2 separate regions of the Mus musculus genome follow, and region 1 is linked to region 2. Evidence: chromatin loops called from intact Hi-C (ENCODE). Cell type or tissue: heart. All regions are shown on one strand. Links, peaks and the distances in the headings refer to the core of each region. The heading gives the core; the rest is flanking DNA. Region 1 overlaps Thoc2 (THO complex 2). Region 2 holds the start of Stag2 (stromal antigen 2).

Region 1 (8,235 bases), core at 2,100-6,099, 240 kb before region 2:
CTCAAAAAGTTGTTTTGTTTTGTTTTGTTTTTAAGTATCAGTTTAACTATGTCCACAAATAGTAGGCCCACAAGTATCCTTAAAAGTAATTGGTCACTATCCAATCTGTCAAACACTTCTGATAAACTAACCTACATTACAGAAAGATAACAGACAAAAGGACCTCAAATACTTGCCCATTGTAATATGGCCTTAAAAATATTTAAATATTCTGTCTCAGCACAAACATCAGTATTAATTTATTCCCTCAATATTTAAGTTGACCAGTTTTTCCTCTTGTCAAATAGTTTTGTGCTATTATGGAAATGCTGCCTCAACTCCCTGAGAACACAGAAATCCAGTATCAAAGATCTGTGAAAATGTGAATGAATGAGTTATGTTCTTTTAATGATTTCAGAAGGATGTTATGAGTCTTTTTAACATGAATATTTAGCTTTCCATCTTACTTATCCCTATTTTCAGCAAAAAGGAAACACAAACAAGACCTAAGTAGTTGTGCTCACAGCTGCAAGCTTGTTTCACATATAAAAGACTGATACTCACCTGTGCTTCTACTTGTCTTTAAAAACAAAATAGCAAGAAAGGTTAAATAGTTTAAGCAAAGTACTTACTTGTCTCTTTTCTCAATGTTATAACAAAAATACTACCCTTAAAAATAAATACGAGGGAGCCGGGCGTGGTGGCGCACACCTTTAATCCCAGCACTCGGGAGGCAGCGACAGGCAGATCTCTGAGTTCGAGGCCAGCCTGGTCTACAGTGAGTTCCAGGACAGCCAGGGATACATAGAGAAACCTTGTCTCAGAAAACCAAAAAGAATAAGTAAATAAATAAATAAATACGAGGACAAAACCATTTTATCTTGTAGAAACATGAACTTATGAAGAAAACAAGAAAGGTCACAAAAAAACAAAATAACAAAAGCTTTACCCTTGTTAAGTAGGAAAAAGCAGTTTCATTAATGGCAAAGTCTCTATTTCGGCATTATAAAATAACTTAGCAAACAAAGTAGTAACTTAATAACTTCCTAACATTGCATCAACATGTTCTGAAGAATGAATTTCTTTTAACAGAAAAACAGACCAAGATTTGCACTTAATTCATGAATACAACTTAAAATATGAAATCAAATTAGGCAAGGCTTCAGGACCAGAGATGTAGTTCAGTGGGTAGAGTGCTTGCCAATGTATTCTGTGCCTTATGTTTAATCCCCAGTGGCACATAAACTAGGTGTGATATCATCAGTCTGTATGGAAGCCTTGTCCTTGAGAAGTGAAGGCGTGAGATTAGAAATTCAAGATCATCCTCAGCTACACAGCCAGTTCAAGACCAGCTTGGACATCCTGTCTCAAAAAAAAAAAACAAAAAAAACAAAAAAACAAGGTTCAGGGGCTGGAGACCAAGCACACTGAAGTAGGAGAATTACCAGACATTCTAGGCCAGCTTGAACAATACTTACAAATTACTGAATAAATCAATAAAACAATTAAAACCTTCAGGAGCCCTCTACTGTTTTTATACCTCTTGTGGAAAAAACTCATGATACAAGTTTTACAACCTTTTAAAGATTTGTTCAATTTTTTGGTATATGTATGTGTGTTTAAAGTGTATGTATATGCACCATGTGAACACAAAATTAAAAGAGGGTGGGAGACATATCTCCTAGACCTAGTTTGGGGCAGTTAAACCCAGGTCTAAGAGCAGCACGTGTTCTTAACTGCTAAGCTAGCTCTCCAGCACCTAAAGATTGACTTTGATTAGCTTTAATTATGTGTTTGTGTGTCTTTGAGTGTGTACATGTCATGTATAGGTGTCTGGGGATGCCAGAGGGGATGGATTCCTGGGCAGTTAAGAATTACTTTTTGTAACTGGTTAGGAGTCACCCCAACATAGACAATGGGAATAAAACTCTGTTCCTAAGGAAAAGCAGTACATGTTCTTACCCTGAGCCATTTCTCCAGCCCTATCAATTACATAATTTATCATCTAAAAATATATTTGGTGGGCCAGAGAAGTGTATTAGTGGGTAAAGATGCTTGCTGCCAATTGGGCCTGATGACCTAAATTCAATCCCCTGGTCTCACATGGTGGAAGGAAAAAAAAAAGATAACAATTATCAAGAACTGTCTTCTGTCCTTCGTCCTAGCATTCATAAGTACACACACACATTTAAATGTTAAAAACATAAGTGACATTTATACATATACTCTAGAAACCAATAGTGTAGAGGTATATGAGGGATGGACTGTTTTGATAGGTGAAATATTACCTAACAAAGCTTATTCCTCAAAGTTAAGATGATCTGATAATAGACAACTGGTTTTCATGGAGCACAGTACATAGTTGTCATTAAAAGCTCTGTTAGTCATAAATTTAAAAGAAGGCAAGAGGATATATGGAAGGGTTTGAAGGGAAAAAGGGAAAGGATAATGATGTAATATTATAATTTCAAAAAATAAAAGAAACATATTTTTAAAGTCCTTGTTGTGGTGGACACAGTAAAAGAAGGTTTTGGGGGGTTATTTTTCTTTTGTTTTGTTCTTTTTAAAGACACTAGGAAAAGGCCTACAATTATTAACTGATGAGGAGTTGTCAGGGGAACTGCAGGTTACTTTGAGACAGGAAGTAAAAGTCTGAGACAGAAGCAATGATAATCTATAGCCAAAAGTTCCTAGTAGCAGCTTAAATAGGAAACCTTTCTTGCTTAGACTGCCAGAGGCACAGTTTAGGGGGGGAAAGAAACTGTTGATTAATATTGATTAATGCAGTAGAATGTTAATTAGATGTTTATTCCTAATGTCTCTGCCTTAGCACTGTCTTTTCATTACATCAGATATACTGCCCTGAAAATTGTGGTAGTAGTACCAGGAATAAAAAAATTAAGGAATATTTCACTAAAAAAAAAATTACTTGCTTGAAAATTATAAAATGCCCTATACAGTTTGTGGTTTTTGTCTTTCATTTTTTCTTTTTCTGTTTCTTGTCTTTTCTTTCTTTTTTTTAAGTGCTGAAGACGGGGAACTCAGAGCATGCTATAGTGACATTTTTGAGAATTCTGGACTTTTGGTTTCTTTTTATAGGAATGTGCTTTTGGCTTAACCCCACATGAAGGGATGTGGGGCTGCTTCAGACTGTCTGCAGCAGGTGACCAATATTTGCCTTGTGCTCTAGAAGAAACACAGCTTTGGCAGCTGCAGATAATTTCTGCCATTGTGTGACATTTGGAATTCTGGGAACTTTACAAAGGGTACATAAATTCAAGGGACACCCCCACCCAGAAGTTCGATGGGGTTTGGTCAAAGAAACAACGGAAAGAAACTGGATTCAGGGATCTCTTTCTCCTCCTCCTCCTCCTCTTCCACCTCCTCTTCCATCTCCTCTTCCACCTCCTCTTCCTCCTTCTCTTTCCCTTCCCATCTCTCCTTGATTCTCGACTAACTAGTGTTAGGGGGTGAAACCATGGGGTTAAAGGGTAAGAAAAAGAAGAAGCCAGAAAATAGCAAAGACCAGCTACACTATGCAAACTGCTTTATCACTGAGCTTATTCTCACCATCATGTTGCTTCTCTATCACTACAGACCCTGTAACTCTCACAATAGCTATATACTGCTACGATGCTACAAACAATACAAACTTGGGAATCTCATGGAACACAACACATACTTAAAAAAATTCAGGGCTGGAAAGCACTTGTTGCTGTTTTATAAAGAAATAATCAGCTAGCCACTGAGATCCCAATAGTGAGGAGGCTAAAGCAGGAAGATAATGAATTCAAGGTCACCCTGGAGTACAGAGCAAGTTCCAGATCAGCCTGGGTGGGCTACATAAGACCTTATCTCTAAAAACCAAAAACATTTAAAATTATTAAATGAAAAGGAAAAAATCCTAAGAAATAACTTTACATATGGCATACTCGAAAAACCAAATGTATTCACTCTACCCCTCATTTTAGCATTTCCAGTTGCTAGTTCATATTCAAGACATTTTTTCCAAATAACAATATTATTTGTTTTAACAAGATGAAAATGCTAATGTATGTAACATGATTTTTAAAACCTCTAAAATTAAGCTCTATTAAACAAAGTTTGTACATAAGGAAAAGAAGACAAATGAATAAAAACAGAGTAGAGGATGATGATGTGTTTACAATATCTAAATAGTGATTGTTTAAAATAGTTCATTATGACAGGACCTGACAGTGCAGTCCTGCAATCCCAGCAACTTGAGAGAATGGAATGGGGATGGGATGGTTTCATGTTCAATGCTGGCCTAGACAACTGAACAAGACCCTATCTCAAAACAGAAAATTAAAGGTCTGAGGATGTAATTCTGTTGGAACAGTGCTTGCCTTAGCATATCTTATGCCCTGGGTTCAATCCCCCGGACTGAATAAAAAGTTGGTACAGTGCTTGCCTTAGCATATCTTATGCCCTGGGTTCAATCCCCGGGAGTGAATAAACCGGGTGTGGTTCGCCTTCCTAGAACTTTCCAGCACTTGGGAAATAGAGGGAAGATCACAAATTTAAGGTCATTCTCAGTTATACAACAGTTCAAAGCCAGCTTAGGATACAAGAGACACCGTCTTTAAAAAAGGAAGCCTGCCTGTGGTGGGGACATACCTTTAATCCCAGCACTTGGGAGGCAGACCAGGACAGCTAGAGCTACACAGAGACAACCCTGACTTGAAAACCCAAAAGAATAAAAGAAGAGGGGAAGGAGGGGAAGGAAGAGGAGGAGGAGGAAGAAGAAGACAAGGAAGAAAAGAAGGTGACAGCAAAATGGACCAGGCATAAAGGAAAATAAAATCAATATATTTACAGATACAACAGGAAATTATTATTTTAAGCATGCCAAAAACCACATTTCTAAGTGTACATATACGTATGTGTAAGTCATGAAAATAGAAAGGTACAATGAGAGAGGAGGAGAGAATTCAAGTGAAAGAAAAGAGTAGATTAAAAATAGGTGGCAATGGTGGCACACGCCTTTAATCCCAGCACTTGGGAGGCAGAGGCAGGCGGATTTCTGAGTTTGAGGCCAACCTGGTCTAGAGTGAGTTCCAGGGCAGCCAGGGCTACACAGAAAATTCCTGTCTCGAAAAACCAAATAAATTAATTAATTAACAAAGAGTAGGTAATGAAGGTCAGCCATGGTGGTGTATGTATGTATGTATGCCTTTAATCCCAGCATTTTCCAGTCTGCTCTACAAAGTGAGTCCCAGGCCAGCCATGGCTACAGAGTCAAAGAAGAGACAAGACAAGAAGAAGAGAAGACAAAAAAAGAGAAAAGACGAAAAGAAAATGGCAGGTCTAGTTAGGAAAAAAGGGCCAGCAAGAAGTGGGCAGAGGAAAGCAGTAGGGAGGAAACCAGCAAACTAAAACTATGACACATGTATGAAAATGCCATAATAAAATGTATTACTCTGTATGCTAATATAATAATTTTGTAAAGGGCTGAAGATATAGTTTCGTAGTAGTAGTTGCTTAATATGTACAAAGCCTCTAGATTCATTCACCAGTAAGGCAAACCTTAGAATATTTCGTTAGATTAAACAGCTTCAGTTTTTTGGTTATTTAGATATGTTTTAGTTGTATAGCTGTGTGTATGTATGTGTTTGGTGTGTGTGTGTGTGTGTGTGTGTGTGTGTGTGTGTGTGTGTACAGGTGCCTGTGAGACCAGAGGTTTTATCCCTTGGAACTAGAGTTACAGGAGACCATAAGCCATCAGATGTGGGTCCTAAGAACTGAAGTAAGTAAAGGTTCCTAACTCCTTACCCCAGACAGCTCTCAAGCCTTGTTTCTTTTGCCTTTTATTGTTTTGTTTCCAACAAAGTTAACTGTGTAGCCTCTGCTGACCTCAAACTCCCGGGACTCCTTCCTTATCCTCCCAAGTGCTAGGATTACAAGTGTGAGACACCACATCAAGCTGTGCCATCCAACTTTAAATTCTCAGCTAATGTAGTGGGACATGCGTAAGATGATAATAAATTCAAGGTCAGTATGAGCTACAAGGTAATTGTCTCAAAAAAAAGATACGTTCTCTCTCTCTCTCTCTCTCTCTCTCTCTCTCTCAGTATGAGCTACAAGGTAATTGTCTCAAAAAAAAGATACGTTCTCTCTCTCTCTCTCTCTCTCTCTCTTTTTTTTTTTTTTTTTTTTTTTTTTTGGTTTTTCAAGACAGGGTTTCTCTGTATAGCCCTGGCTGTCCTGGAACTCACTTTGTAGACCAGGCTGGCCTCGAACTCAGAAATCCCCCTGCCTCTGCCTCCTGGCTTTTTTTTTTTAAGATAAGTTCTCTTACAGAAATTATATTTATATAATCATTAAACTGTCACACTAATTTGAATCTACTGTACTTCAAACCCACAGTCCACAAGCTATACAATAAATACATGAAAATCCTAAGTACAGTTTTTAAGTAGCTCTTTTAACACTAGGTAGCATGGATCATGTAAACACATATAAACTCAAAATCCCACTTTATATTCTTGGCTTCATACACCACTTAGTTTTTCTCCACCTATTGCCAGTCAGAAGTTAGGCAGGGCTCCTCCTCCTATTCTAAAGTGGAAGTAAAAACATTAAACTGTTAAAAAAAAACAAAACAAAACAAAAACAAAAGCAGCTAGGCCTGTGGATGTAGCTCACTGATGGAGCACATGCTACCCTCCATACACACAGTGAAATCCATCCAGAAGAAGGAAGCTGAGAAACCCACAAACACGACAGTTCACAAATGAATCCGCTTTAGATGCTAAATAAGGACGGACTGAACTGTCTGCGGAGGCTCTCCCTCCAATCTGGCCCTGTTCCCTCGAGCTGCTTCCCATCCTGCCTTCTCAGCACTCGACAAACAGGTAGCTGGTTAAACAGCACATAAAAAGTAAACATGAATGCTTCTTTTAGATGTGAGACAGACCTCTGAGTTAACAAAACTCGAAGGAACTCTAAGTATATACTGGAGGACATGTCCTACCAAAAAAAAAAAAAAAAATGAGATGACATCCCCGTTCTCCAAGGGCCTCTCAACTCATTAGCATACAAAAGTAAATATGCAGGATGTCAGAGGCCAACTAATCGCCAAGCAAAGAGCTGTCCCGAGAACTTTAAATTTCTAAAAGCTGGAATAATATTACTTTTAATAGCTATCACTTGCGCACTTACTATAACCCAAGTGCTTTATAGACATTAACTCTTCTCAACAATCCTTCGAGTAGAACGCTTCTTATTCCCAATTTACTCAAGGGGAAACGGCCCCAAATGGTTACGAATTTATCCAAGGTCACTCAGCTGGTTAAGTGGGCTAAGCTAGCCACTTACTCAGACAATCCAATTCTAGGACTCACGCTGTTAACGTTTCACAGAACAGCAAAGGGATGTGGGAGTAAGTCAAGTCACAAGAGCTTGGTGTACCGGGTTTCTTTGAAGTAACAAAGTTTTAAAGATTCCTATCTTCCCGTGAGCAACTGGGAACCTGATACTGGATGAGTGTGGGAGTGTGGAGGGAGACAACTCAAGCAGCTAAAGAGAGTTAATCTCACATAGGATTGACTGCTAAGCTTCCAGAGCGACTCAGAAGAAGAAATTACAACTTTTTTTTTTTTAATCAGTGATTAATTCTGTCAACTTAAACGGGGAGTCGGGGGTGGGGTGGCTACTGGGAGGCGCGAAAGCCGCTACTGTAGGAAATTACCGGTGACGGTACAAAGTAAGTTTATGACTTAAAGGACACAGAGATCATCCTAAAGTACTAGAAAAGCCTCGAGGAGGGCGAGCACTCGCTGCAGTCCCAGGCCAAAATGGAGTTCCCTAAACCTTCTACCAGGAAAAGTTGAATCCCATCCCGAAACCACGGCGAGGTGACACGCCGGCAGGGACTTGGCAAAAAGAAGCGGCAATCCCTGCCACACTTTCCCGAGTACCGCAGGGCCAGGGCAGCGCAAGCTGCCGCTCCCTGAGAAAGCAGAGGTGCCATGCCTGGCTGTCCCCGACGCCCCGGGCTCCTCTGCCACCAGCGGCGAGGAGCAGAGAGTTCGGGACAGTTCGCCCTCCTAAGACTTCGGGCACAGGAGAGGCCGGGAACCAAAGTGCGGGAGTCGTCTTAGATCCCGGGGGGGGGGGGGACAAATAAAAATAAGAAGATAAAACGGGACAGTGAGAGACATGGCAAGTGGCGGACCCACACAGCTCCGGCTGCGAAGCCACGGAGAGAAAAGGAGCCGAGCCCAGCGAGCTGAG
Region 2 (8,235 bases), core at 2,796-6,795:
AATGCTTCATTTTAATTTCTGAGTAATATTCCATATGTGAACACACTTTGTTTAACCATTTCACCATTGGATGAATATCTCAGTTGTTTATTTTTCCTTACCGGAAATAAAGCTGCTATGAACATTTCCATGTAAACATATATGCTAGGTACATAAGAAAATGACAAACTGCTGTGTGTGGTGGCATATGCCTATAAACCTAGCACTTGGAAATCACAGATAAGAGGAATGTCATGAGTTCAGAGCAGCCTGGGGTATGTAGCAAGAACCTGTCACAAACAAAACATGCCTCCCCACTCCAAAAAAACAAACAAACAAAACAAAACAAAACACCTAAAAGAAAATGTTAAACTATGTTTCTTTCTTTCTTTCTTTCTTTCTTTCTTTTTTTTTTTTTTTTTGGTGCATGATATATGAAAACTCATGTAAGGACTGGCAAGATGGCTTAGTGGATAAAGATACCTGCTGCCAGGCCTGATGACTTTGGCTTGATCCCTGGATACCACAGAGTGGAAGGAAAGCACTATCTTCTAAAACTTGTCCTCTGACCTCCACATACGCATTGTAGTGTAAATCCACACCAAATACACACACACACACACACACACACACACACACACGCACACGCACAAGCACAGACCAATGTAATCTCAAAAATTTACCTACATAATAATACACTTATTAAAAATAAGAGCATGTGCCAGTCGTGGTGGCGCATGCCTTTAATCCCAGCACTTGGGAGGCAGAGGCAGGCGAATTTCTGAGTTCGAAGCCAGCCTGGTCTACAGAGTGAGTTCCAGGACAACCAGGACTACACAGAGAAACCCTGTCTCGAAAAAAAAAAGCATGACACATAATTAAAAACAAATCTTAAAAAATATACATGTATATATACATTTTCCCACATGTTTAAATCTCTTTATATTTTTTAAAAGAAAAAAGAAGTAGAGAATATTTTCTTAGTACTGTTGATCCAACCCAGGGCCTCATTTATGCTAAGCAAGATTCTATCATTGAACTTTTTGCTTTTTTCTATAGATCAGGCTGGCCTTGAACTCAGTGATCTGCTTGACTCTGCCTCCAGAGTGATGGGATTAAATGTGTGCACTACCACTGCCCAGCTCAGTTAAACACTGTTTTATATATTCATTAGTATCAATATTTTTCAATAATTCAACTGTTCATAACCTTTGTCCATATTTTTCTACTGGAGTTTTATTACTAACTTGAATCCCTTGTATGCTATGCTAGCCATGTCATTTATGTAGGAAATATTTTCTCGTAGCTTATTGTTTATATTTTGTCTGTGTTTATGATATTGTGATGTAGCTTCAAATTTCTGTGGACTCAATTGTACTCATCATTAGGCTTCATGTTTAGGACAATGTTAGGAATTTGAGAATTAATTGTGTAATAATGCCCATGATAAAATATTCAAAGTAACCATGTTAGGTGCCTGATAAATACTGGAATAGGAAAGTTGAATAGTAAGAGATTATAAATGTTTGGTACTGTATCATGGATATGACACTTTCTGATGCAAAATTATTCTGATAACTAGAAATGTACAGACTACATTACATTTTAACAGATAATCTTTGTTAAAATCTAAATTAAATATAAATCTTCCTGTGACTGTTTCCAAATTATGGACATGTTACATAGAATTATGTTTCAGATAGTTGTATGTGCTTCCTGTGGTAGCACACGCCTTTGAGCCAAAAGCTTGGGGGTCAGATGCAGGAGGATCTCTGAGATTAAGGCCAACCTAATCTACAGAGCAAGTTCCAGGAGAGCCAGGGCTATATAGTAAAACCCTGTCTTGAAAAGCGGAAAAGAAATCAAAAGGTAATTTTACATGCCAGGCTTTACAAAGAATTCCTGTCTCACAACCAACCAACCCCTCCCAAACCCTCCCCAAACAAACACATAAAAGAATCACCACCAAAAGACAGTTTGACATCAGTGACACCTGAAAGGAATTTTTGTTTTTGGTTCAAAAAGGAAGGACGAAGTCTGCAGGTCTGTTAGTCCTATACAAAATAGACGTTACTTCTTAGGATCCTTGAAGGAACAGATTGAGAGGTTTGTTTTTGTTTTTTGTTGTTTTGTGTTTTTTTTCGAGACAAGGTTTCTCTGTGTAGCCCTGGCTGTCCTGGAACTCACTTTGTAGACCAGGATGGCCTCGAACTCAGAAATCCTCCTGCCTCTGCCTCCCAAGTGCTGGGATTAAAGGTGTGCGCCACCACGCCCCGCAGATTGAGAGTTTTGATACTGGGGCTTGACTTCTTTTGAAAGAAAGACAGCAAAAAGAGCCAACTGTGAATGCTGCTGAGTATTAGTAGACATTTGCTACGAAGTTAATTTCTGATGTTATGCCACAGTTACTAATTTTCAGCAGTGTTTTTCTCAAAATGAAAGCAAATTTCAAGAGGAACTTTTCAATTTGACTTAAAGCAGACAACTCAGAACCTAAATTTCTAAAACGTGCGGGAAAGTATATGGTGTGCTGTTTGGAGCAGGGCATCAAGTTTCCAGTTACTACTAAAACAGGCATTTCCTTAGAACGGACACAAACGAACTATTAGTTACTGTAAGACTCTTTGCCTCACAGCCCAATTGTTCTATTACTTCCAGTTGAATGTTGTTTTAACTGTAAACTTTCTATGCTCCCTATTAAGCCGCGCCATTGTGAAACTTCAGTTTGTTGAAAACTTCACAGAACTCTAGCAAAGAATTGGTTTAGAAGAGAAATGGAAACTTTGGTTTGAATGCTGTTCCCCTCCGATGCTTCACTGGTAAGCGAAAACATTTAAGGCGTTACTTCTTGTTGACATTTAGTTGCTTCTGCTCACTTGATTAAATATACCATAACTCTTGAAGTTCCAAGGAAACTGACCAGTAAGATCAGTGGATGGGAGAAGACCTACTAAGACATAGACCACACATATGGAGTAGAATTGAAGGACTGAAAGTCATCATTATATTGCATCAGGAATGCCCTGTGATTCCTGATTGGGTGTAATGTCACCATTTCCTCAGCTCATAATATTTTCCATTTGTCTTATTACTTATTTGAAACAATTTAATACGGAGGAAGGTATTTTAAATCCATATGTAAAACAAATGGAACAAATACTACTTAATCTGAGGCTATTTTAGGCGGCTAGGAAGTTCTGTAACAGCAATGGAGACACTGTTATTAATAGTTCCCTTCCTGTCCTAGGAGAAGAGAAGTTTGGCAGGGACAGGCCATTCCTGAGTGTCCCCCACCCCCGCATACAGTGCTCTAGGCAAAGGTCATGTAGGGTGGACTGGAAATGAAGTGACAAAAAGAAAAAATATCCTCACAATAAACACCCAAGGGTGATAAAGAGTCAAGGGAGTTGGACTGGGTGCAAAAGGTCTTTCTGTACTTCAAAATACTTGTGGGAGGGCTATGAGGAAGTACCAAGAACTGTAATTGTTAACAATGTGGCAAGGCCGCCTCCACACAAGGCAGCAGTGAGTGTCTAGTAATCTCCACAGGTCCCCTGCTAACCCTGTCCTTGCACGTGGATTTCACGCCACTTTGTCTGGTCCCATCTCCTCTTCCGCCCCCAAAAGTCACCTATAAAACCGGCTGAGCGGCCAATTAGCCTAGTAGTCCAGCTCCCTAAGTCTAGTAGAATTTGAGTATGGAGCTCACATTTTTATGGATCAGGAATAGTGAGTTGAAAATTATATCTATATATCCACATACACATATATATGTATAATTATATGTAATTCCCCCCACCCGTAGTCTTCCTGATAAAGAGAATCTTTAAACCATACTCGAAGGAAAAAAGAAAGCAAGCAAAATTGCCAAGCTATCCATTCTCGCTGGGATCAAGTGGCCTAGTTGGGTCTTTTGGGGAGGAAGTGTGAGGAGTGTTGGAAAGGACGTGAGGAAACCAGAGATCTGGGAACAAGTGGCCCTTTACTGGGGTGGGTTGTGTTGGAGAGCTCTGAAGGGTGCTGCTAGCCTGCAGGGCTGCCAGGGCTGCGCAGGGGGCGGGGAGCCGGACGATCGGCCCGCTGAAGCCCCGGAATTCCCACGGCGGGGCTCCAGTGGACACTGTCGCCGGCCTCTCGGCGACCTCCTCGGTGGCGCCGTGGGCCCTCAGCCAGTCCGCGCAGGGCGGAAGCGCGTCCCAACGGCTGAGTAAGAGAGGCGCGGGCACGCCAGCTTGTTTACCCCACTCGGCGGCGCGCCCCTGCGGGCGCCCCGTTCACAGGAGGCGTCCGAGCCGCGGAAGCGGGGAGTCCGGCGGCGGCGATTGGTCGGCGACACGGGGAGGAGGCTGGCGGGTGGGAGGGCTGCGTGGCGCGCGCCGCAATGGCAGCCCGCCGCCGCTAGATGCCGCTGCCTCCCAACAGGAGCTGGGCCGCGGGTTCGCGGCCGACAGATGGCGCCTGCGCGTTCCATTCGCCTCCAAGTCGCCGAAGAGCGAACACCCCAAACAATCCCGAAGCGCCACCAAAAAAAAAAAAAAAAAAAAAAAAAAAAAGAAAGAAAAAAAAAAAAAAGAAAAGAAAAAAAAAAGAAAGGAAAAAAAATACAGAAAAAAGGGAAAAAAACAAAACAAAACAAAAAAAGCACCCCGCCGGATCCGACCGCCACTTTCAAACCCCCCCACGGCTCTAGACCCGCGGGAGCTTCCGTCCCTCAGTAGAACTCAAGGGTGGAAAGAAGAGGAAGGGGGAAAAATCTTGTACCAGCCCAGGGGTGAAGAAGCCCCCGGCCTGAGAAAGAAGGAAGGAGTGGGGGAGGCCAACAGTCTCCTTGCTGCCTCTGTAGACGCTGAGGGGGGAGGTAAGTTATAAAATGGCGGAGGCGAAGCTTCTAGAAGTTTGGAGGGGCACCCGGAGGGCGCGCGGCCCACCGTGAGGTGTGTGTGCTTGCGATCGGGCGAAGAGAGCGTGCGGCCGGCCGGGAGGGAGCCGAGAAGGCCGGGCGCTCCGGGGCCGGGCCGCGGCCTCGTAGGGGGCCCCGCGCGGGGCAGCGAGCGAGCGAGTGGCCGTGTCCGGGCGGGGAGCGAGCCAGCGTCGCCCCGGCCCCGCGTCACCCCCTGCCTGTCCTCTCCGTCCCCAAGTCGCTACCCCAACACTTCCAAGGAACTTGCAGTCGCCCCCTGCGTCCCCTCCCCGCCTCCTTCCTCCCGGAGCCGCTTTTTTAGCGCAAGACGCTCCCTTCTCACTCCCCTCGCTGGAAGGTTGTCCCTTCGCCTCCCTCGCCCAAGTCTCCCCCGGGGACCTCGGCGGAGGGGGCTCCCCCCCCCACGGGTGGCCCAAAATGGAGAACGCGCAGCGGCGCAAGATGGAGGCTCGGCGCCTCCGCGTAGCCTGCTCGCTCGCTTCCTCTCCTCCCGGGGCCTCTTAAGCAGCCCGTGGAGGGGGACGAGAGCCCCCCAGACTGGAGGTGGGGTGGGGGTGCCATCCCTGGCCGGGATTCGGGGGGGGGACGGGTGGAGAAGAAAGGGGCAAACCCGGGGAGGCCACGGCCCGGTGGCGTGTGGTGGCGGGGAGGGGGGGTGGTGGTGGTGGCGGTGGGAGAGCGCGCCGTGGTGGTGCGGGGAAGGAAGCGAGCAAGATGGTGGTGCTGGGAACCCGGGGGGAGGGGAGGCCGAGCAGGCTCGTTTGTGTCTATTTGGGCCTCGGACCGAGGGAGGCGAGGGAAAATCTACTCTGCTCACACCCCTCCCTCGTCCCCCCTCCCCTCTCCCTTCCCCTCCTTGCCTCCCTCCCTCCCCTCCCCTCCCCTCCCCTCCCCTCCCCTCCCTCCCCTCCCTCTCTCCCTCCCTCCCTCCCTCTCTTCCTCCCTTCCTAGAGAGGGAACAACATTCATGTGACGGGCCCCTCGGCTTCTCTCCCCCGCCCCATCATCTCCAGCGCGTGGTGGGGGAACTGCTTGGGCAAAGCGGTTGGCATCGATCTCTCCATCCTTCCCGAGGCCCCGACTTCGGTCAGTTTTCTTAGGGCACCAATTTTCGAAATCGTTTGGGGTCCGGCGGCGTCGGTCCCCAGCGCGTAGAGCTTGCCCCGAAGGGGGCCCTGCCTGCCTGGCATGGGCGGAGGGGGGGGAAGGGCGGGAGTGGAAGGCTGTTTGTTGGGGGGTTTTGGCGCCACTTTTGTTTTAGTTTTAGTGCTGCTTTTTCGTTCCCACCCCCACCCGCACTGTCTTTCTCAAGGCACGAACTGAGCTGATCCTTGCCCCAGGTAGGCAGCCTCTGTTTTCCCTCCACACTTTTATTCTTGCTTGAGGGCGACTTTCTCTTTTCTTCTCTCACGTATCCGGAGATCTGCGGACTACAATTTTAGGAGAAAAAGGGTCGGCTGGGCCATGGGAGAGAGAAGGTGTGGGAAACAGCATCAAGTAGTTCCGCAAAACTTTGAGCCCCGTTCCCATTTTCTTCTGGCCTAGAATTGTAAACGTATTGTTGATTTCGGCCTTTTTTTCCCTTTCCCTCCCGCCGCGACAATGTCTTGTTTTGCCTTTAGTTTTGATTTTTTTTATTATTTTTTTGATAAACCGCTGTACTTTCGGCATTTAGTTTCTTCTCCTTGGTGTTATATGTCATTTTATTTTTAATCCTCAACGGTAATGGGTTCTCGTGTGATTTTTTTTTTTCGGGCTTTGGTGCTCGACTTGAATTTTTAATATTGCATTAGTAGTTTCATCCGGTCTGGGAGACTTTCTTCTCCGTGGCCTAGGATGTTTTTTTATGTTGTTGCCTACTCCCTCCCTCTCCCTCCTCCTTTCTTCTGTATGTAGTTTTTAAATTGAGGGTCGTGGTTTTTGATTTAATGATTATTTCCAGCTTCTATGCTATGTCTATCAGAAACTTTTGATCTGTGGGGTTAGGTTTAAGTAAAGGAGACGCTTGTGTTGGTTTGCAATGGTTCCTTAAAATGCGCGGGCCGCCTCCTCCTCGACCCTGGTAAAACCCCATCTTCCCTTCACATTGGAGTGTAAATTCCGTACCCCCTTTCTCCCACGGACCGCCGTATTTCACAGCAGCCACACCCTGTATATATGTCTCTGTGGATTGGACTCATTATCAGCTTAATTTAGTGACTTAAACCACCATGATGGGACTTGCTTAAGCACGAAGCTTCTTTTCCTGTTTGGTCCTGGTGGCTAGTGTCGAAAGAGGAATAATCGAGGTTTCTTAATGAAACCTAGTGCGGTCCAAGCATTGCCTTTTTTTCTGTTGTCTTTTTTCCTACTCCGGGCTGTTGGCGGTGTCAGCACCGCTGCTGGGGGCGGGGGGTGGAGGGGAGAAAGAGTCGGGTTACCGAAGTGCGTCATTCCTGGCTCTAGCAGGGCCTGCTCGGGAGCTTGCTGGTGTTTGTTACTGTCCTCGCAGCACTTTCCTGCCAACCTTCTCTCTCTGCGTATTGGTTAGGAGCAAAAGCAGGAGGCGGTCTCCTAATTCTGTCTGGAGCCCAGTGCGTTGCGTTTAAGGGTATATGTGAACTTATTATGCTTTTTTTTTTTTGATGGCCATGGAAAGTGGATATATTTCTGTTTAACAACATGCAATTCAGGTAGTTTGGTCTTGCTTTCATATCATATATTTCTCAATGAACGGTGGGGTTAATTTTGAGCATTTTAAACCACTTACGTCAAAATGCCTGGTTTTCTTTCTATGTTGATATCAATCTATAATTAGGGATCAGAAGGACCAGTTAAGGCAGAAGTGTTCAGCGGTTTTTCAAGTGGTTGAATTGTAATTTCATGACACATTGTGTTAAATCGTCTGTTTTTTTCCATTTTCGGATGAAGTGCGTGAATTCCTGCTAATTAGAAATATTTAAGTTCATTTCACCTCACATTTCTATTTATCCTTTTAAAATATAAAATGTACTCATTGAGTAGTAAATGTGGTTATTTCAATATTGTATACTGAATTTTTTGACGTTGCTATCTAGGAGTTGGGCAGGGTGCTTCTACAGTAACACTGTAAGATTTTTGACTTTTTAGCATGGTACTTTGATACTTTTGTTGCCTTGATGTTATCCTCAGTGTCCTTAGTGAGTACTGGCCCTCCATTCTCTTTCAAGATAGGGAGAGTAGGAGGCCAGAGATGAAAGGAGTGGTGGCCGCCAGTTGATTATTGTGGCTGGATGAGTTCAGAAGGGCTCATTGGTAACTTATTCTACTCTGCTGTTTGCTTGACAATTTCTGTAGTTGAGGAAAAAGAATTTGGA

The links. A loop is a pair of places that touch in the nucleus more often than their neighbours do. Peaks named below come from ENCODE experiments on the same cell type or tissue, not always from the same donor. Only the 100,000 strongest peaks of a DNase experiment are listed, where the experiment ranks them.
Region 1: a loop joins it to region 2, with 5 times the contacts of the local background. A loop is called at or near these places in 1 of 42 quality-filtered maps.

The regions. Positions count from the first base shown.
Region 1 is chrX:41,903,201-41,911,435 of GRCm38, forward strand. All of the region lies in intron 1 of Thoc2 (THO complex 2), which reads right to left. Among named protein-coding and RNA genes, the nearest start is that of Thoc2, 4.6 kb to the right of the region's middle. In heart, for the core only: no CTCF peak of the experiment used is centred there; no DNase peak of the experiment used is centred there.
Region 2 is chrX:42,144,849-42,153,083 of GRCm38, forward strand. It overlaps Stag2 (stromal antigen 2), which reads left to right and starts at 5,306. Exons shown (of 34, transcript NM_001290713.2): 1 at 5,306-5,443. In heart, for the core only: a CTCF peak has its summit at 4,389 (motif pointing right); DNase peaks (open chromatin) are centred at 3,403, 4,233, 5,323, 5,643 and 2 weaker places; H3K4me3 peaks cover 3,162 bases; H3K27ac peaks cover 3,503 bases.